Regions from separate parts of the Homo sapiens genome. Here region 1 is linked to region 2. Evidence: chromatin loops called from intact Hi-C (ENCODE). Cell type or tissue: dorsolateral prefrontal cortex. All regions are shown on one strand. Each heading gives the region's core, and the rest is flanking DNA. Links, peaks and the distances in the headings are about the cores only.

Region 1 (10,899 bases), core at 1,464-9,463, 160 kb after region 2:
ACATTCCTGGGGCCTAATGCAGTTAGTGACTTTAAGGTGAAGCCAATGCTCATTTACAACTCAGAAAAACCTAAGGTCCTTAAGAATCATGTGAACTATACTCTGTCTGTGCTCTAGAAATGGAACAACAAAGCCCAGATGATAGCATAGCTATTTACAGAGTGGTTTCCTGAATATTTTAAACCTATTGTTGAGGCCTACTGCTTAGAAAAAAAGATTTTTTTCAAAATATTGCTGCTTATTGACTATTCGTCTAGTCCCCCAAGAGTTCTGATGGAGATGTACAAAGAGATAAATTTTTTTTCATGCCTGCTAACACAACATCCACTCCGTAGCCCATGGATCAAGAAGTCATTTTGACTTTCAAGTCTTATTATTTAGGAAATATATTTCACAAGGCTATGCCTGCCATACATGTGATTCCTCTGATCAATCTGGGCAGAGCACATTACAAACCTTCTGAATAGGGTTCACCAGTCTAAATGCCATTAATGACATTCATGATTCATGAGAGGAGGTCAAAATATCAACATTACCAGGAGTTTGAAATACATTGATTCCAACTCTCACAGATGACTTTGAGAGGTTCAATACTTCAGTGGAGGGAGTAACTGCATATGTGGTGGAAATAGCAAGAGACCTAGAATTAGAAGTGGAGCCTGAAGATGTGACTGAATTCCCATAATCTCATGATAAAACTTGAACCAGTGAGAAGTTGCTTCTAACGGATGAAGCAAAGAAAGGGGTTTCTTGAGATGGAATCTACTTCTGGTGAAGATGTTGTGAACATTACTGAGATGACAACAAAGGATTTAGAATATTGCATAAATTTAGTTGTAAAGCAGCAGCAGGGTTTGAGAGGATTAACTCCAATTTTGAAAGAAGTTCTACTGTGAGTAAAATGCTGTCACACAGCATCACATGCTACAGAGACATCTTTCATGGACAAGTCAATCAATGTGGCAAACTTCATTGTTGTCTGATTTTAAGAGATTGCCACAGTCACCCTAGACTTCAGCAACCAGCATACTGATCAGTCAGCAACCATCAAAATCGAAGCAAGACTCTCCAGCAGCAAAAAGATTATAACTTGCTGAAGGCTCTGATGTTCGTTAGCATTTTTAGCAATAAGGTATTTTTTAATTAAGGTATATACTTTTTAAAGACACAATGCTATTGTACATTCAATAGACTACAGTACAGTGTAAAGATAACTTTTATATGCACAGATAAACCAACAAATGCTTGTGACCCACTTTACTGTGATATGCATTTTATTGTGGTGGTCTGGCACTGAACCCACAATATCTCCCAGGTATGCCTGTGCATTTATATTCTTAAAATAAAAAAAAAATCCTACTTTTTCCAAAATGGTAAAAATTATTGTGGAAACTTCTTGATTTATATTTCAAATTCAACTATTGGAAATCAAAATCACATAAAGACAAAGTCTGAAAATGCACCAAATGTCAGCAAGGGGAGCTTGAAGGTTTTAAGAGATACATTTGTATGTTCACGGTCCTAAAAGAGTTATCTCAGTGTCATATTTAGTGCCATGTGCTATTGTGTGCTTGGCTGGTCCTGAGCACATTTCCACACTGATTGACATTGCAAATGGAACAAATTCTGCTCTTAATTCCTCTGCATGCAGTTTTTCAAGAGCTCCATGACAACCTTTTAACCCATCTTTTGAAAACCAGCCTGCTTTGCAAGAGCAACAACTTTCACTCTGGCTTGAACTCCCTCTTCAGTCTTTGACATAGGCCACAAATTACAGGGTTAGTTTCTTACATGTACCCTTCATTTTGGTGTGAAAACTTTTTCCTGTTATTTCTTGCTGAACTCTAGAATTATCCCTCAGTTTAAAGTATTTGATTCTATTGGCTGTAGAAACATGCCAAGCTAAACAGCTAAATTCTTAAGCCTCCCTTGCCGGTTTTGGGTAACCGTATGAGAGAATTCCAGCCAATGAGCTATAAATGGAAGTTGTTGGGGAGTCTCTTCAAAGGGGAAGTATGTGCCTATTTGCCCTACCTATTCTTTCTTCCTTTTGTCTGAAACATGTGTAGGATGGGTGGAGCTTCAGTAGCTATCTTGAGAACACAAGTGTCATGCCCAAAGGATGGTGAAATAGAAAACTAGAAAGAACCTGGATCTCCAATGACATCGAGGAGTACCACAACAGACCTAGCTTAGCTCCCTTTGGACTTCTTTTATACTGGAGAAAAATTAACCCTGAATATATTCAACATAGTATTTTGGGGGGTTTGGAACACAATTTCTATTTTTAAAAAATCTTTTAAGTTCAGGGGACATGTGCAGGATATGCTGGTTTGTTACCTAGGTAAACTTGTGTCATGGGGGCTTGTTGTGCAGATTATTTCACCACCCAGGTATGAAGCCTAGTACCTATTAGTTATTTCTCCTGATCCTCTCCCTCCTCCCAGCTTCCACCCTCTGCTAGGTCCCAGTGTATGTTGTTCCCTTCTATGTGGCCGTGTGTTCTCATCATTTAGCTCCCATTTACAAATGACAACGTGTGGTATTTGGTTTTCTGTTTCTGTGTTAGCTTCCTAAGGATACAGGCCTACAGCTCCATCCATGTCCCTGTGAAGGACAAGATCTCATGCTTTTTTATGGCTGCATAATATTCCATGAGGTACCATATATTCTTTATCCAGCCTATCACTGGTGGGCATTTAGGTTGATTCCATGTCCTTGCTATTGTGAATAGTGCTGCAATGAACTTTGTAATATAACAATTACATGCATGTATCTTTATAATAGAACAATTTATATCCCTTTAGGTCTATACCCAGTAATGGGATTGCTGGATCAAATGATATTTCTGTCTTTAGGTCTTTGAGGAATCTCCACACTGTCTTCAACATTGTTGAACTAATTTACACTCCCACTAACAGTGTATAAGCATGGAACACAATTTCTAAGTGATAAATAGATCTTGCCTATCTTTATCCAACATTCCCTGAGATCATTCCCCAACCCTAATTTGGAATGATCTTACCTACTGCAGCCAAGCCAGACTCTCCATTTCTTTCAGGGCATTTCTCAGACTCACATTCTATAAGAAATCTTCTTTTACTCATCTCCTTCTTCTCTCAACAGTCTTTTAATTAAAAATGATTTAAAATTTTGGTGTTTGAGTCAATCTCTCCTACATGTAATATTCTTTTTTTATATGGTCCCCTTTCTGTGTTTCCTGTCCTTCAACATGGAAAGTCACTGGAACTAGACATCTATTGTAGTTCCTTCTGCAATCTCCCATTATGCTGCAGCAATAGGGCCTAGCAAAGTGGTGAGCTCCTCTAAAACTCCATGGTTATTAATTGAATGAACTTTGTCAAATCTAGAGAAACACGGGATGTGAGGGTCTATAATTGAGCAGTTTTTCCTCTTCCTTATTCATATTAATCAGGCTTGGATCGTGGAGCCACCACCTCATCCTACAACTGGTTTCAACATCCACATTTCTTACAGAAGGAGAAGTGAGGTCTCCTGACCTTTCTGGAGTATTCACTTCAGTCTGTCTCTGGGCTTCTCTCAGAGGTTTTAGGTCACTATTTTTCCTTTTCTCTTCCTTCCTCCCTCCTTCCTTTCCTCTTGTTCTCCTCCTCCCCTCCTTTTTTCTCTCTTTTTCCTCATTCTCATTTGTAAAAAAAATTTTTTACAAAAATTTTTTAAAAACAACATTTGAAAACAAGGTTCCAAAATCTATGAGAAGTTAGTTAAAAACCTGACCCTTTCCTACCTTTTTTCTGCCTGGTAACAAACCCCTTTGCCTGAACTTATTCACCGTCTTGTTCTTGTCATTCAAGTGGTTCCTCAGATTCTTCTTTTCCAGGAAGTCTTCTTCAACAGACTGGCAGTGTGAGGCACAGCCTATTCAACAATTGTCTATTCAGTGTATGTGTTGAAATCTACTATGTGCTTATTGCTCTGAGATGCTTCTAGTGAGTGGGAGCCAAATGTAAAATCAAGTGTGATTTTTGACTTGAAAAAATCTATAATCTGGTGAATTTTGGAATTCACACTCACAGAATTCAGTAAGGGTATTCACCCTGTCATACAGAGGTTTAATATTAAGTTCATCCTCTCTGTGGCTCCCCACATTATCTCTGCCTCCTATCCCATGTCAAAGTGGCAATCAGTGAACTCATGAAGTGCCTACTCAATTCCTTCCTTACTAGTCAGCTCACCTTCCACAGTTACTCTTCAATTGCTCATAATGTAACTTCTACACTACTCAATTCAAGCATTTGTAATTCAATTATTTTTTCAAATATTAATACATCAATCAAAGAGCAGGGAATTAGCACTTACTGTTACATAGCTAACATTGGTTTAGATATTTGGGGAATGCAATAAAGGCTGACTATAGGATATTCTCCTGCTTCCTTTCTTCTTCACTTCTAAGAAGCCTTTGCTGATTCTACCCTATTCCTGGGAGAGTTATTCATTCTGTGTTTCCATAGCAGTGATAATGATGATTAATATGGAGATTTAGTAAGTGCCAGACACTGTGATAAGTACTTTTCTTAAGTTTTTTTAATTGAATCCTCCCAACAAACCTAAAAGTATTACTATTATTATTCTAATTATTATAGATAAGGAAACTGAGTTTCAATTAACCAAACTAACCAAGGCTCTGCAACTAGTAAATGTGAGAGGAGAATTCCAACATGGGTAGTCTAGTATGATCATCTCTAATTTAAAGGGACAGAAACTGTCTCAGTCATCTCAGGCTGCCTTAACAAAAAAAAACAGATTATGTGGTTTAAACGACAGAAATTTATCTTCTCACAGTTCTGGGGGCTGGAAATTTCAAGGTCTGATAGAGGGTTGTTTCTGGTGAAGACTCTTTTCCTGGCTTGCAGACAGCTACCTTCTCACTGTATCTTTATATGTAGGAGGGGGAGCAAGCTCTCTAGTCTCTCTTTTTATAAGGGCACTGATCACATCATGGGGCCCTACCATCATGATCTCATTAAATCCCAATTTCCTCTCAATGATCTCATCTCCAAATACCACCATGTTGGGGGTTAGAGCTTCAATATATGAATTTTGGGAGGATACAAACATTCAGCCTATAATAGAAATAAGCCTTAGGAAGATTAGATAAAATAGCCAAAGTCAGAGTTACTAGGTGGCAGAACAAGGACTGAATCCCAGATTTCTGGAGAGCAATGTTCTTCTATGTTACTCTGAGTCAGGAAGGCAAAGGGGTCAGAAAGAGCAAGGAGGATCCTTGGTACTTCCAAATGTTCTCAACTCTTAAACAGCATTGCAGGTCAGGGCATCTTAACTTCAATAATTATCAAGGTATAGAGATCTCTTTCTGTTTTGCTACATTATATTGGTAATATTTTTACTCACAGAGAGAGAAATAGATCTTTTTCCACCTTATTCAGAGACAATGAGTAATTAACCCACCATAAATGAAAGCCAGGTCTTCAGAAAAGAGCTGTCTCTTGTAATTTTTGAGATTGTATCTTAAATAGGGATTTTATATAATAATCATGTTTTGGTGAGGCTTGTAGATTCTTGCCAATATTTTCAATATTGTATCAGTCAAGATTTCAACAGGAAACAGATGGCACATTAAGACTGGGTAATTTGAACCGAGTTTGATAAAAAGACTATTTACAAGGGTATGGACATGGCTTAAGAAAAGCAACAAGGGATGGCATGTAACCCTGTGTTAATATGGACTCTTAACACTGGGAGGCCTGAAGGGACAAATAGAAGGAGAGGTTAGAACCCGGAGGGGGAGCTGTATGAAGGGCTGTGCGACTGGTGCCAGGGCCCTCACTGGGGCAATGTGGCCACCCATGGCCCAGCATGGTGAGTCTGAGGAATAATCAGCACCCTCACTCTCTTCCCACCTCTGATCACTTGACACTGCTCCTCCAGAGCCAATGGCAAGAGGTTATATTGATGTTATCCAAATGTGACAGTCTCCTGGGCAGACACCAGGGTTGAGAAGTGTGGAGGACAAACTAGAATGATAAAGACAGGATATCTAGAAAAAAATACCATTTTCAATGAAATCGTAGCTGGGGAAGTTCTCTTGACTGTCATTTAAGTAGTTTTGCCTCTTTCTATTAAACCTTGTAGGTGGTAGACAGTCTACTGATTGGCATGGTTTCTTTTAGTATATATAATGAAGAGAAAAAGACATAGCATGAATTTAGATATCTTACTGAAAATGAATTGAGAAATATCTTATTTAATCATATTGTACTCAACAACTGGGGTCAGAGTTGTTATAAATCAACAGTATAGATTTGAAAACCAAATTTTTGATTGATTGGACTACGGTGATACTTAATATCAAGTTATTGATAAGAAATTCAAAGTGGTTTTTGAGAGAATATTTTGTAGAAATCATTCTGACAGCTGATTGAGGAGACTTCGTCTAGTAAATTGTAGCCTCTATTTCTGCACTCCCAGGAGGCAATAGTCCCTAGAGACAGGGAATAAAAGGTCAAGGTCTAGCTGTACCACTCACTAGGGCACAGCCAGGCATCATCTCAGCTAGGTCTCAGATGAAGAGAATCATATCTCCCTCCGCTGGTTGCCGAGAGACATTTTGCTTAGTGGCTGGCACAGAGTAAGTATTCCATAAATGTTAGATATTCTAGTTTGAGCGAGTTGGAGAATCTGGCCTGCAAAGAGCAGACAATATTTTTCTAAATAAGGAAGTGATACATTCACTGGAATGTTGGCTTTTTAAAAATGAAAATGAGGTTTCAAAGGGAATATGTGCCTTCTCCAGAAAATGATTAACTATCCAGTCTGTGATACAACACAATTAATTAAATCAAAGTTTGCCTGGAGTGTATGGAAACTGAGACTCAAAAGTGCATTGAGGTATTGAGGCAAGATAGATGTTAAGAACCAAGGAGCAGCAGGGGAGCAGAAGAAGCTGCTCTTTTCTGACCAAGGGAATTTGTTAGAGCTGTGGCAGCCAAGGGATGCCTTGAAAGTCAAATGCAAAGAGGGTATGCATGGCTATCATGCTCTCCCATGACCCAGGAGATAAATTTCCCTTTTTAGCAGCCAGATACTGATATGCTTTCAATAGACTCGTGAAGTAGAGTCATGGTCAAATGGCTCAAACCCTGTGACATAATAAGGTGGCTGCTCAGCATGGAAAAGAGAATTCCGCACCCCCCCCACACTTTTTTTTTTTTTCAAATAAATGAAGAGAGATCTTTATTAAAACAACTAATTTCTTTTTCTTTTTTTTTTTTTAGGTACCTCCTAATTTCTAAACTTTATTTCCTAGTTCTTTACAAATCATTCTGCAGTAGGGTTCAGATCATAACTGTGCTTACATGCCTTGTATTTCTTTTCTTATATTTTACTTTAAGTTCTGGGATACATCTGAAGAATGTGCAGGTTTGTTATGTGCAGGTATACATGTGCCATGGTGGTTTGCTGCACCTACCAACCTGTCATCTAGGTTTTAAGCCCCACATGCATTAGGTATTTGTCCTAATGTTCTCCCTCCCCTTGCCTCTCACCCCCTGACAAGCCCTGGTGTGTGATGTTGCCCTCTCTGTGCCCATGTTAAAACAACTAATTTCAATAAGCCTCAAAACTTTAGCCAATAAAAAATAACAATACAATGTAAAATCTTTCATGTACGTAGTATCTCTGTTTAAGTAACCCTTAACTATTCTTAAGAACTAGTCCCAGGAATACTTGTTCTCAGACCCAGAGTGGGCTTTTCTCACTCTAATTTCCTCTTTTTATTAGGTCTCAAAGACTCTGGCAGCTTCCTTTTTCTTTGTCCTTTGACCTTCTTATCCCATGTTTGAAAATAATTGTTTTCTGACTCTTGATAGAAGTCCTCTTCCTACTCACAGCCTCCTCTTTTATTAGTACCACTTCCAAAGCAATCCACCATCATGAAGACACAGGCAGATGTTCTTTCTTTCTGATTACTAAATTCAGATGTAATTCGCTTATAATAAAGTCTTCCCTTATCCTGCCTTTTCCCAAATTAAATTGGTCAATTTACTCTCTATAGAATGAGTTTCATTATTTTCTGTGTCTCATTTCTTTTGTAGAGATTGCTTTTCTGTAAAATGAGGATCTTAAAAAACTTTATGCATTTATAAAACAAAACTAGAACAAGGTTTTCACTGGTTTCAACATCATATACCTTCCGAAGTTGTTCAGAATGAAGCTTTCTTAAGCCTGTACAATGGGGAAAGACATTTTGAAAGGACTTTCCAAATGGAGTAGCACTGAGAAACTGAAGTGTCCACTTCTATACATGTCTGGTGCCAAGTAGATCAAAGGGCAAATATCTCCCATGAATGGAACACCTGGTTGAGAATATTATATCACTTGTGGTGCATCCTGGGAACTTGAGAGAAACATTTCCTCCTTCTCATGGAGGTAGTGAGATTCTGCCTTTTAAGAGAAGATGCCTAAGAGACAGCAGAATTTATTTGCACTTCTTGCTGAGATGTAGAACTGCTGTCTGGGGACAGTTTGAAGAGAGTCTTAGGGATGTCAAGGGTAGCTTAGTAGTTGGGCTCTACGAAGTGAAATTTCAAGCCTACTTTAGCACATAAATTTGTGGTTCATAGCTTTAAAATAATATTCTTGTTTTTTTCTTTCTTAGTTCAATGGATTGAAGAAAATGTTCACGGAAGGAAGATGATTAATTGATCCAGAGGGCCTGTAGCAACTCTGTTTAACATGCTAGATGAGCCAGTCTTATTCAGTGATGACTAAGGATCTAGAGAAAACTGGTGTCAGGTTGGTCTTCTTCTTCCCACCTATTTTCAGTTGGCCTGCAGTTCCTAGGATGTGTATCCTGTATGCTGGTCACCGGAAGATAGGCAAATTTTTGCTTTGTTGCTGGTTCTGGGACAACAGCCATGGTAAGACCACTTATATCAGTTACCTATTACTACCTAATAAGATCTTCCACAACTTAGCGGCTTAAAACAAGAACTATTCTTTCTTTCAATTCTGTGAGGGGGCTGGGCTCTGCTGATTCATTTTTCTCTTCCATATGCTATCAGCTGGAATCCTTACATGGCTGCACTCTTCTGGGGTTTGGTAATGAGGCGAGAAGGCTTTACTCACATTATTTGGTGGTTGGTTCTGGCTGTTGGGTGACATTTCTCCCCACACGTCATGTGTCTGGTTGACTAGCAGAACTTCTTTACATAGTGGCTCAGGACTTCAAACAAGAATGAAAAGAGAAACTGCCTGGTCTCTTAAAGCCTGGGTCCTGAACCAAAGTGGTGTGAATCATTTTTTTCATATTCTATTGGGCAAAACAAATCACACGGCCAACCCACGTGCCAGGGGAGTGGAAGAGAAATAGTCTTGAACTGTGATGGGCATGTGCCTATAAAAATGGGAATATCTCTTGTTGGCTGTCCTTGCAAATCACACACCACACCACCCGTAGTACGCAAATGACATCAGAGCTGGTAAGCAATCACAGCACCTCAGATACCAAGGCACAGAGCCAGAGGCACAGGTATACTCACATTCTTCTGAATTCCATAAGCACAAATATTATCTTTTTGCCTCACAAAGATTGCCAGCTCAAGTTTGTAGGTGATTTGATAATCACATATGCAGAGATCTTTTTGACTCATTCTACAGAGTAAGATGTCATAGAGAAAAAGATAGCAGAGGAAATGCACAAATAATAATTTAATGACTCCAGGATTTCTTCAGCTCAAAGTAGCAACCAAAACTTTGGCCACTGATTTCATGGTTAAAGAAATTTGGTCATAGTGGGAAATAGAGGGCTTTGGAAAGTCATACCTGAAGTTTAATCCTGACTCCATGACTGGGAGCTTTGTGATCTTGGCAAATAACCTAATTCTCTTAGTGTAATTTTTCTCTTATATAATAGGGGAATGTCATCACTTCCCTCACAGAGTTGCTAAGGATACAAAGTACCTTGCACACTGCTTCTCACATAGCAAATGCTTAGTAAATATGAACTATTATTATCCTTGGATCATCTTACTAATTTGGCTATCAAAATATGGCCCTTTAGGGTTGTCTAAGGAGCAGGCAGCCTCCCTATACTCACCCACTTTCAGTTTATGGAAGAAATTTTGGAAGAGTATAAGTCTTCCAAGTCCATGGGTACCCAGGTGAATCCTGTTCCTGGCTTGTTGCTAAGTGAAGAAAGTCTGAGTCATTTCCCTTCTTTTTTTTTCCTTCCTTTCTATCACCAAATTTACTATTTCCCAAGTTGAAACTTTAAGACTTTAGCAACTATATCCATGGAGGCATGGTTACACATAGAGTATATCCAGTGAAGTTTTCTTTGTCTCTATTCTACTCTTTTTGGGGAGATAAGCATTAACTAGTAAGATATAAAAAGTAGAGCCATAAACTATTCTGTTAGAAAGGGAAGCTATGCAATTTTTAACACTAAACATACTGAATTTCCTGGGACATGACTGAATTGAATTGTTTTTCTCTAATATAAGACCATTTTTTGGACCATGTATCAGTTTGTCCAGGTTTTGGGATGTGGAAATATGGACACCATAGACATTGGGATTAGGAAGTGAATTTTCTTACCATGCATTTCTTGTTATGCCTAGGAAATATTTTTTCCTCCTGCCTCAAAGGCAGATGAGAGCTCTACCTTCTCTTTGTCAATTTTTTTTTTTTTGCTACTAACCACTACTTGATTACCTTTACTTACTGAATCAGCCTCTTGTGTCTCTCAGCTCCAACATCATAAACCATCATGTTATTTTGATATTAAATAGATCTTCCTTTTTAAAGCGGGGGAAGAGATTAAGATGTTAAGTGAAAAGGAGAACCAACCATACTCCCTTCTTAGGATTAGACCAAAATTCTTCTTATGTCATGTTA
Region 2 (10,899 bases), core at 1,096-9,095:
AATTCAGTTTTCAAACTTGCACACAAAAAGTAAGGCCATGTGCAAAAAAAGATTGAGGTAGAAAATTCACAACTTATGCAAAGCACTAGTAAAGACAATAATTGATACTCAGGAAATTAACTTGTACTATTGAGGCAGGCTGCGTGTGGCTGGGGCCTGTTACAATTGTTGTGAAGTCAGAGGAATAATTGAGAGAGAATGTTAGTAACACATACACAAGAGCAGAGCTGGTAGGAACTCCGACAATGCAGTAGAAGTGGCCTTCTCAGTCAGTGTGGCTGCCCTGAAGGTGCCACAGAGACAATACCACCTGCCAGGAGTCAAGAGTCCCACAGGTGTGGGGTGTAGCCGCTTCGAGGGTGAAGCCCAGGTTTAAGTACTTGTTTTTAATTTTCAAACCACAGGCAAACGGTTTCTATTGCCAGAGCAGCAACCATTAAAAACTTTTTCCTTTCCTACCGAAGGTTATACTTCTGCTCCACATCCTGTTTTCTTGAGCAGAGGAAGTATTGCATATAAATTAATTCTGCATTATACTGACATAATTTTTCTATTTACCAACTGCGTAGGAGCTAATTTGTATTATAAAACCACATCTGTTGTAAAATAGACTCCACAGAGGAATTATGTAAAAGTCTACATAGTGCATAGAGAGGTCCTCAGCCTCCTTTCCCAACCTGCCTTCAAGAACATGCTGGCAGCCAGGCTTTTATCCCTTAGGCAAGAGGGTGGATGAGCCTAATTGGAAAGGCATACAGATATCAACTTTAGGGATCCCTCAATCAAAAGCCCAGCCAAATCATCCTACAGAGCAGCCTGTCTCCTTAAGGCACAGAGCTTCCAGTCAGCTTTTTATTGCCTTGCTTTTAAAGGTTAAGGGACAGCCAGGGACATCAGCTATTTGACAAAAGCTTCTAATTTGAAAGACACAATCAACAGAAACAATGGGAACAAAAGGAACAGAAAGGAGGTAGGGACAATGTAAGGAATAGAAACAAAGAAAAAGCTAACAAAGGCAAAACTATAAATAATATCCTCTGAGTATAAAAGATGATATTGCATACATAAAATAAGAAGAGAATGTTATAAAAAAGAAATATTCAGAGAACAAAAAGAGCTCTTAGAGCTTAAAAAGAATATTGCACAAATGAAAATTTTAATAGAATTGTTGGAAGATAAAGTTGAGGAAATATCCCAGAAAGTATACCAAAATGACAGACACACACAAAAAGGATTTTTTTAAAAAAAAATTCGAGGATGAATCCAACAGGTACAATATCCAACTACTAGAAGTTACAGAAAGGAAAAAAAAAAGCAGAGGGAAGGATATTACAAAATAAATGAATTAAGAAAATTGCCCAGAACTGAGAGGCAAACCTATAGCTCGAACTGGTTAACTCACAAATAGGTGAAAGGACACACATCACACCTTACATCATTGCGAGAGTTTAGAACGCTGGCAGAGAGAGAAGGTCCTAAAAGCTTTAACTGGAAAAAAACTCCCAATAATCACAACCATAAAAATGAGAACCCAAGTATCATTAGTCTTGTCAATAGCAAAATGGGAAATTCAGAGGGAAAATGATATCCAGACTAGAGTTTTATACCCAGCCAATCTCACAATTAATATGAGGGAATAATAAATGCCTTTTCAGACACATGAAGACTCAACGATTTATCTCCCATCAACCTCTTCTTAGTTAATATCAGCCCATGTGCTCCAAGAAAACCAGAGGAAATATCAAGAAAGAAGAAAACATGAGACCCTGAAAATAAAAACCTCAACCCAGAAGGTATGCCAAAGAAATCTCCAGGGCGACGGGGAGGGAGATGCAGATGCCATAGCTGTGAAACTAGCTTGGAGAGCAGCAAATCCCAGAAGTGGGGCACAGAGGCTCCAGAAAAATGTTTCAAAGGGAAGGATGAAGGCTTATAGAATACCTGATTGCTTGAATGCGTTGAAAAAAATATTTATTCCTAGAAGTCTGGGAATGAATATTCATTAATATTGGATGAAGAAAATAGACTTTTATTGGCCGGGTGCAGTGGTTCATGCCTGTAATCCCAGCACTTTTGGAGGCCGAGGCGGGCGGATCACGAGGTCAGGAGATCAAGACCATCCTGGCTAACACAGTGAAACCCCGTCTCTACTAAGAATACAAAAAAAAAAAAAAAAAAAAAAATTAGCCAGGCGTGGTGGCGGGAGCCTGTAGTCTCAGCTACTTGGGAAGCTGAAGCAGGAGAATGGCGTGAACCCGGGAGGCGGAGCTTGCAGTGAGCAGAGATCGTGCCACTGCACTCCAGCCTGGGTGGCAGAGCCAGACTCCGTCTCAAAAAAAACAAAAACAAAAACAAAAATTAGACTCTCATTAAAGCAGAAAAAATATTTTGGTAATCTTACCATCCAGAGATAATCACTATTCTTGTTTTTACGTACATAGTTGAGACCTTTATGTATGTTAAATTTTGTATCTTTCTCACACATCCATATCACGAACATTTCCTCTAAATTATATAAAACATAAGCAAGAAATAAATTGATAAAGAGGAGCTTATGGTACATATCTTTTATAGGTCCTTTCCTTCTATAAGGTAAAATAATTTAATGAATTGGACTAGATACAATATTCTGAAATTGGGTGGAGGGTAGTGCCAATTTTAAATTATCCTGTCTACCTATCAAGTCATGTTTGCTTTTATTGGGTGGGTGCTCAGAATATGTGATCCTTGAAGAAATAAGCATCCATGTCTATGGAGACATGACATCACCTTTGGGAAAATGACTTTGTGACAATTTATCTTACTGTATTTGACAATAACAGTGACATGTTATATATGCAGAGTGCTGCTTATGAACTTTTAAGAGCTTTCTCTTGCTGTATCTCACTCAATTCTGACAATAACTCCATGAAGTAGGTAAATAGACAATTTTTTGTATCCCCAAAACATTAATATTTAATATAATGTAAATGTTACTAACAGTGTCTATCTTAAATAACACCTTGCATTTCTTCAGGATAGTGCTTTCTCAGGTAATATTGCATGAGATTCTTTGTTTAGGAGAATTGGGCTATAGGAAATTCATAGAAATGCTGGAATGCTAATGGAAATTTCATGCCTTGCCTATTTCTCTCCATCCACCCATCCATCCATCCATCCATCCATCCATCCTCCATCCATTGACTTGTAGTCTGACGGCTATAAAAGAGGTCACATGGATTATCAGATAATTCTTCTTTTTGGCCAATTGTGGAATCATGTCTTAGTGATAACACAGGTTTCTCTTCTCTTGCTCTGATGGTAGTTCCCTCAACATTTTCCCTTGGAATAAAATAAGGTCTGGATAGTAGTATTTGCAGGACCCCAGCAAGGGTAGAGGTGGGAAGTGGGAAAGGATGCTCCATTAAAACAGTGAGGAGGAAGAGCCATCCGATTTTATGCAGCTGCAAACTGAATGATGAACTGGACTGGGATCTGCAGGACTTGATGGGCCAGTCAGAATAAAATGTCCTAGTCTTTTTAAACAACAGTTTCTTTGCCTAAAACACAGAAATAGAATTCACACCTATTTCAAAGGCATGTTGTGAAGATCAAAATAAGTTTTTGCATCATTTTAAGATGTTTTGGAACCCTTGTGTTAAAGGAATTGGAAGCTTTCTACCTCTGGTGCATGAAAAATAACCAAAGTTCAGCCCATGCAGCCATGAAGAAGCTTGAGAAAGACCACCGCTAAGAATGGAAAGGGGGCCTATAACTCTGGTACACTATACTCCTGCAGCCCAAGAGCCAGCTTCTCCAAAAACTACAGGACGGAAGTGCAAAATCCCTCTCTATGCTCTTCTCAAAGCTCTTAGAGAAGTCCTTTTGGCTCTGTTATCCGCATGGGTTCTCTGTGTGTGTGTGTGTGTGTAGGAATAACAGCATGTTTGGCTGGTGGAACACCTCTGTCTTCTGAACCCTGGTTCTTCTTGATTTTCCTTTAATTAGAGTTGATTTAATTATTAAAGTTTCCTATTTTTTTTTAAGAAGGCAAGGAGTTCTATTGATTTATAATTTCCCTAGAGCTTATTGTTGTCTTGCTATGACCCAAAGAAAAGCGTGTGTGGAAAGAGAGGTCCTATCAGAGAGTTCTGAGGCCACTGATTGACCCTCCTCTTTCTACCCTAACTAAATATGAAAATAAAAGCAGGCAGCAAACATCTGTTATCTTTATCAGAAACCTGGACTTTCAGTTTCATACCACACACGTGAAATGGAGAAAACAAATTAACTGAAGGCACTGTAGACTCTGAGTCACATAGATGTATTTTTAATTTTAAACAATTGCTTGTCACAAAACTCAAAGTATTTTTTTTTCTTTTCAGTGTAGGAACGTGGGAAATGAGTGCGTAGTGTGCCTGCAGGGCTTGGACCTCGTGCCCTTGGAGCTAGGAACACGGTGCTTTTGGGATTCTCTTTCTATCCCCTAGATGGCAGCAACATTCTTTAGAGCCTAACTGGTAAAAACAAACAAACAAACAAAAAAAACACCTATGGAAAAGCTGCAAGTCCTGCCTGTTTAGTCTTGGCTTTCAAATTTACATAGTACCTTTACTGTGCTATTTATGTGACTGCTTGGCTTAGTGAGTCTACTATTTATTAATGAGAATACATGACTTTCTCTGTTGTATGGAAAAATAATGGTTTTGTATATCTAGGTCTGTTGGTATCTCTAGACCAGGGTTTCTCGCATTGACATGATTGACGTTTTGGGCTGCATAATTCTTTGTGGTAGGGAGCTGTGCATTGAAAGATGTTTAGCAGCATCCTTGGCTTTTACCCACCCACTAGATTCCAGTGGTACTTCTTCCCTCCCCACCTCAGTCATGACAACCAAAAATGTCTCCAGATATTGCCAAATATTTCCCGGGGGGCAAAATCAGCCCTGGCTGAGAACCACTGAATTAGGTTGTTTTACTTATCTCCAAAGATTAGCTCCTGTATTACTATCATTTAATTTTGTAGGGATGGTTAAATTAAAGCATATCTACTTACACTTTTTCTTTTCTTTTTCTTTTTTTTTGAGATGGAGTCCTGCTCTGTCACTCAGGCTGGAGTGTAGTGGTGCGAACTTGGCTCACTACAACCTCTGCCTCCTGGGTTTAAGCAATTTTCCTGCCTCAGCCTCCCAAGCAGCTGGGATTACAGGTGCCTGCCACCATGCCCAGCTAATTTTTGTATTTTTAGTAGAGACAGGGTTTCACCATGTTCACCAGGCTGATCTCGAACTCCTGACCTCAAGTGATCTGCTCACCTCGGCCTCTCTACTTATAATTTAAATATATTCTATTTTTTTATTTGTTTGCTTGGGGGATACTTTTTCTGGAGGAGAAAGAAATGAGGCTGAAAAGACAAAGATACATGTAAAGACGTTGCACATCTTACCTCCAAATGAGAAGATTGAGGTTTTCAAATTATAGCTTCCTATTAATAATAGCCACACATATATACTTTTGTTACTTTTTATTCCTTTTGATTTTAACTAGCCTGGCTGAATATGAATGATGGGAAGGAGAAAAGCAAAAGGGGGTTATACTTGAAAATTGTTTTAGTCTATGAAAAAGGCTCAAAGAATTATAGAAGGATTGTGGAGATCACTCGGTCCAACTTGTGAGCCTTAAATCTGGGGTGCAGTAGTTATGGTGTAAGCTGAGGAGGAGCCAGGGCAGTATCATCACAGGTGCTCAGCCCAATGGCCTCTCCTTGGTGAGGAAGGTGAAGCCAATTTGAAAGCAAAGAGAGAGATTCGGTTCTCTGCAAAAAACAAACAAAACCAAAGCCAGTCCCTCCTCCACCCAATCTTCCATTGTAAATTCTGAGAAGGGAGCACCAGGCCTGGAGGATGCTGTCAGAACAGGACTCCTGAGGAATTAGATGCACCCGAGATGGCGATGGGACCCAGGTGTAATAACCAACACTCCACCTTCTATTAAATAGGAACTTTCTTCTGATTTGTTCCAAACACTCCCCACACTCGGAGAGCATTCCAGTGAAGTGGGTGGAGAAGGAAACAGATGTGAGACCAGATGCAGATCTGAACAAATTTGTTAGGTGAGTTCACGGATCCTTCCTTCTTTGGGAAGTGTTAGAGAAAGGAGGGAATTTCTGGAAACCAACCAAGTCAGTCTTGGAGATATATCCAGAGAACTCCATCAGCTATGAAGGGACCATGTTCCCACCTTTAGAACAGATATGATCTACAAAATAGAGCAAATGCTTTTTCTGGCGAGGAAGGACAGAGGGCAGAAAATGAGGTCCAAATAGAGTGGTTTGAGTTGTCCTCATCTGAGCCTAAACAGTTATGATGGAATCTCAGGAGGAGCCACATGGTATGAAAGGGTTTAATATTGAGTGAGCCTGGAGGAGGGACAGTATTGAAAGCCCAGCTCAGATGTACAGGATGTGTCTGTTCTTTAAAGATACTGATGCATTTCTCTTGAATTTTTCTACACTGCTGGGTCAAGCTATGTCAAGAATCTCTGTCTCATTGGGAAATGAGATATTTTCTACAATCTGTTTTTTTCTCTCATGATTCCCGTCGAGTTAAAGGCTGACATCTCATCAAGCAGCTCAACAGCCCCAGAGAGAGAGAGCGAGAGATCCCTTAGAGAGCTGGGCCCCAGGGAGAGACACATCTGAGGAACTCTCCCTGCATTGACTTGGCTTTGTGGCCTCTGTCCGAGGTTTTCAGATCTTATCAAATAGTGTCTCATTTGCACTGCAGTGCATGTCACAAAGCCCTGTGGATGCAAAGGAGGTGACAGCAAAAAAGGTTAACAGCAAACTGGGGACAGTGCCAGGAATGGAACTTGATTCCTTAATTCTTGTTCCAGAACCCAAGCAGCCTGGCTTTGCCAGGGCCAGCCTGGGTCTGTTCATAGAGCTGTCATTTGGCTTTTGGTCGTTTATATACCATTTGCTAACTGTTCATAATTCCAGTGCAATTTTCCTCAGAACATGGGAAACAAAGACAGCGAAACAAGGGGCTTTTATGTTTTTCTGTGCTGTCGTCAGTGGATGAAGTTGGCTGGGCAAGAGTACAAGCTTTTTCTTGCTACACTTGATGGAGTTTCCTTTTTTAAATGAACATTTTTAGGGAGAAAATGTCAGTGTGCAGGGTAAATGCAGAATGCCCTGTTAAATATTTAAAACATAGCATTTGTCCATCGATTTTGGCAGGGTTAGAGTCAATAGATTAATCATTCAGTCAACAAATACTTGAATAGATGCAAATCATTCATTGCTGTCAGAGCTACTCCTAGCCCCCACTGAGTCTTTGTGCAAAATTGAAAAAGGGGGTCCTCTGGGCAGAAACAACTCTGCACCAGGCCACATGACTTCAAGAGTCCCTAGCTCTCAGTCATGTGCCTTTGTGCAGTGTACAAACTGTGCAACTGTACATGACTATACATTGAGAGAGAGAGTGGGCCATATATTATGCCATTAGAGTACAAAATTAGGTCTTGAGCAGAATTTCAAGAAAAAGTCCCCCTTTTTGGGGCATGGCAAACAGAAGGAAGTAAGTTGCTTATTCTAAGGGAAAAACTACAAAGGCTTGCTGGGGTTTTGCCCCTAAATTCTTTACCCCTACTGCTGGGATAATACAGCCTCCTCTGGGCTGTAGGAACAATCCTGGATGTAAGGAGAAGGATAAGAAGGACCTGAGGACTCAGTATTGAATGAATCTCATCTTTCAGCTTCACGGTGATATCTCATGTCCATCTAGGTACAGATCCATGGTTTTTTGGTTCCTGCCCTATCTTCAGAATTCTCTTAGTGGTGGAATTTGTGCCTGTTTTTTACCCGTCATTTTCCCCTCTCCTTAGGGTCCTACCTGAACCCTTGACTGGTGCCCTATGACCATTTGCTGTGTTCTCCTAATGCCACACACCTTTCTGACTCCCTGGAAGCCTTTATGCTTCCAGGAAACTACCACAAGGAATTCTGACAATGGCCTCACCTGTTAGGGTGACTGCCTGGATCAAGGGCTCATTTTAGACCTATAAATCCTATTCGTGTTTCCTATCTTTTACTCCATGGATCTATTTCCTGGTTTTGGACTAATCTTTAGAACCATAGTTCTCAAAAAAGAATGCTTATTAGAACTGCCTAGGGTGCTTTGTAAAACTTGGGTGCCCAGATACACTTCTGCCCACTGAAATTAGAATGTCTGGGGAGGCACAGGCACCTGTATCTTTAAGCCTCCATAAGTTATTTCTACAGGCAGGCAGGCATGGTTGAGAACACTGTTTAGAATCACATCCCCACGTTTGTCTACTCTTTTTTTGTTGTTTGTTTGTTTTCTTTATCTCTTCTTCATTTCTGAAGTTCGCTCTTTGATTAGTCAGCTTTTTTTATGTGTGTTTCTATGTTGAGAACTGTGGCCTTCACCTAGACTCATGAGTCTGATTGCACTAATTTTTCCCGGGCCAGCCTGGCTCACCACCAGACAAGCTTAAATTATGATTATGTTTTGGAGCCAGAAGGCTGAGAGGGCTATCTGGAGACCCAAAGTTAGCCTTTTGTGGTTTCTTTATCCTGTAATTCTAATAAATGCAATTCATCAACCTGTCTTGCACAGGAAAGAACATTCTTTGTAGGCAGACCTCAACTTATGAATAGATTATGTTCCAAAATTTGTTTGTGGTCAGTTGTTAGGGACGTAGAACTCCATTCCCAGAATAACAAAGTTACAAAGGAAAGTTTCAGGTCGCAATAGTCTACTGAGTCTTTGAAAAGCCGAACTTTAGAACGAATAGAGCCAAAGGCTCAAGTCTGTGATTAGGCTGAACCACATGAAATTGAGATTTTTGTATGTCAAAAATGGTTGAATATTGGCAATTTTCTGTAGGCTCAACCAATAATATGTTTTGGTTTAGGGAGGGGGAAAACATTTTAAGTGCTAGATTAGAGTGTTTCAGAACAGTTCATGCTTATCAAGATTCTAAGAGGACCCTAAAGGACTACCTCATTTTTAAAAAGTCCTTGCACCCCCTTCAGTCTCTCTCCTTCTAGCCAGGTAAAATGTAAGCAAAGACAGCACAGGCCTTCTGAGGGAGCAGACATACAAATGAGGAGGGCTTTAGCAGTTGTGGATTTCTATTGATTCTGCTGGTGAATGGGTTGGGGCAGAGGTGTCTAGGTGAGCAGGAGGGAGATGAGGTTCTTATGTTGGCAGCCTCCAGATAAGCAGATGTTTCTACAGAAACCTTTCAGGTACTGTGTGGAAAATCCTGCCCTGCCCTTTCCTCCTGGGGTAGGGGACAGCAGCGGTTGGGGTGCTGTCAGAAGCAGGGCAGACTGCAGGCATGAGCTGAAGAGTAGCATCATTGCCACACCCATGGGTCACGTGACTGCGGAGAGTGTGGATGTGAGGCCAGTGAAAGTTATCTACCTGGAGAAGTGACGAGTATGTTGTTTGGATGAGTCAAAGCTTATGTGCCTCACTTAGTGTGCGTTGCCTTGCAGTAGAAATTGTACATTTTAGACAGTGAATGGATTACTTTGTGAGTCACAAAGCTGCTGTATGTCCTTTCCTTACTTATGTAGGAAAGGCCATTCTGCTTTTGGAACTCAAGATAAATGCCTTATACATAGTAGGGATGTGCTAAGGATTGCCTGGGAACAATCACTTTTTTTCCTATGGAAAGTTCAAAGGTCATGTGTGTAATTCCTCTGGAGGAAAATGTAGCAGTTGTCAGAAAAATTTTCATACATTTGTATTGCTTAGGAAACTGACTGCTTTAGAAGAAGGCTGTATGTTCATTTAGAAAACAATGGGTTTCTTTACTTTAATGTTAATTGTATATTTGATATAGGAAAACACATTTTTCACTGATGCTTATCCTTTCTCTAATAATCCAAGTTCCTATCTTGACTCTATACAAATTAAAATTCGATTTGTAGCCAACTTTTACTCAGTAAAGGGGCTTGAGAATTGTGCTGCTCCAAATGAATTCTAGGTCAACAAGGGGAAATCTTTGCACCCTTCTGGAGTTGACTGTTTGAGGACAACTGCAGATTTACATTTAGAACAGATGAGAATGGAAACAGACTGTAATTAAAAAAGATTCGACTGTGAGGACTGCAAAGATTATGGAAGCTCCTTTTTTCCTCCTTAGTCAAGCATAAGTAAATAGAAAAATTGGAGTCCATATACAGGAGCCTTCACAAAAGTCTGGGTCACATCCTTCAAAAGGAATGTGGCAGCAAATGGATGATTACAAATTCCATGGACTCTGAAAAGTAGTCTGATCTCTTAGCTTTTGCAGTGATTTCCATAATGTATTTTACTTCACCATGACATCTTACTGCCATACATTGCCTGTTTTCACCCATGAGGTCAATTCTGAGTCACTTTGTGCAATTATGTAAAGTACAAGAAAATAATGTTACTGTCAGCCATTTTTGAAAATCTTCCCATGATAGAGTCTCACTCTAGACTAGTAACACTGTATTGTTCTTTCAATTTTGTACTGTATTTTAGAATACATTAAAAAAGTTTCTAGGCATCTTTTAAAAATGATTTCTAATATACCTCTTTCCAAGGTTTGTTTATTTTTAAGATAGTGGTCTTTAACAATTTTAATAAAAGTCTATGAGCATTGCTCACTGGCTATTTCCAGACTGGAGCCAATCTGACTATAGAAGAGATCATTCTATTTCTGTATATTAGCACCAACGAAACATAGACACACACTGTTATCCGTGCTGTGACAGTCTCTGGAGCCTTTTGCTTCAGCCTCAGACAAGGGGAGAAATCATATCGGCTTTGCTCATCCTCTTTCATCTGTGATTATGTTATTTACACAGCGAGAGGCATGGACTGATTGAAGGCACATGCAGAAAGTGTCTGTCTTG

The links. Peaks named below come from ENCODE experiments on the same cell type or tissue, not always from the same donor. Only the 100,000 strongest peaks of a DNase experiment are listed, where the experiment ranks them.
Region 1: a loop joins it to region 2, with 4 times the contacts of the local background. A loop is called at or near these places in 22 of 110 quality-filtered maps.

What each region holds. Positions count from the first base shown.
Region 1 is chr5:57,656,592-57,667,490 of GRCh38, forward strand. It overlaps LOC101928505 (a long non-coding RNA gene), which reads left to right. Exons shown (of 3, transcript NR_104668.1): 2 at 8,660-8,921. Among named protein-coding and RNA genes, the nearest start is that of LNCBRM, 92 kb to the left of the region's middle. In dorsolateral prefrontal cortex, for the core only: no CTCF peak of the experiment used is centred there; no DNase peak of the experiment used is centred there.
Region 2 is chr5:57,495,125-57,506,023 of GRCh38, forward strand. It overlaps RMEL3 (enriched in melanoma 3), which reads left to right. Exons shown (of 4, transcript NR_186596.1): 3 at 1,656-1,793. Among named protein-coding and RNA genes, the nearest start is that of ACTBL2, 18 kb to the left of the region's middle. RefSeq lists an enhancer at 1-369. In dorsolateral prefrontal cortex, for the core only: CTCF peaks have their summits at 4,449 (motif pointing right) and 4,657; a DNase peak (open chromatin) is centred at 4,416; H3K4me3 peaks cover 409 bases; H3K27ac peaks cover 1,978 bases.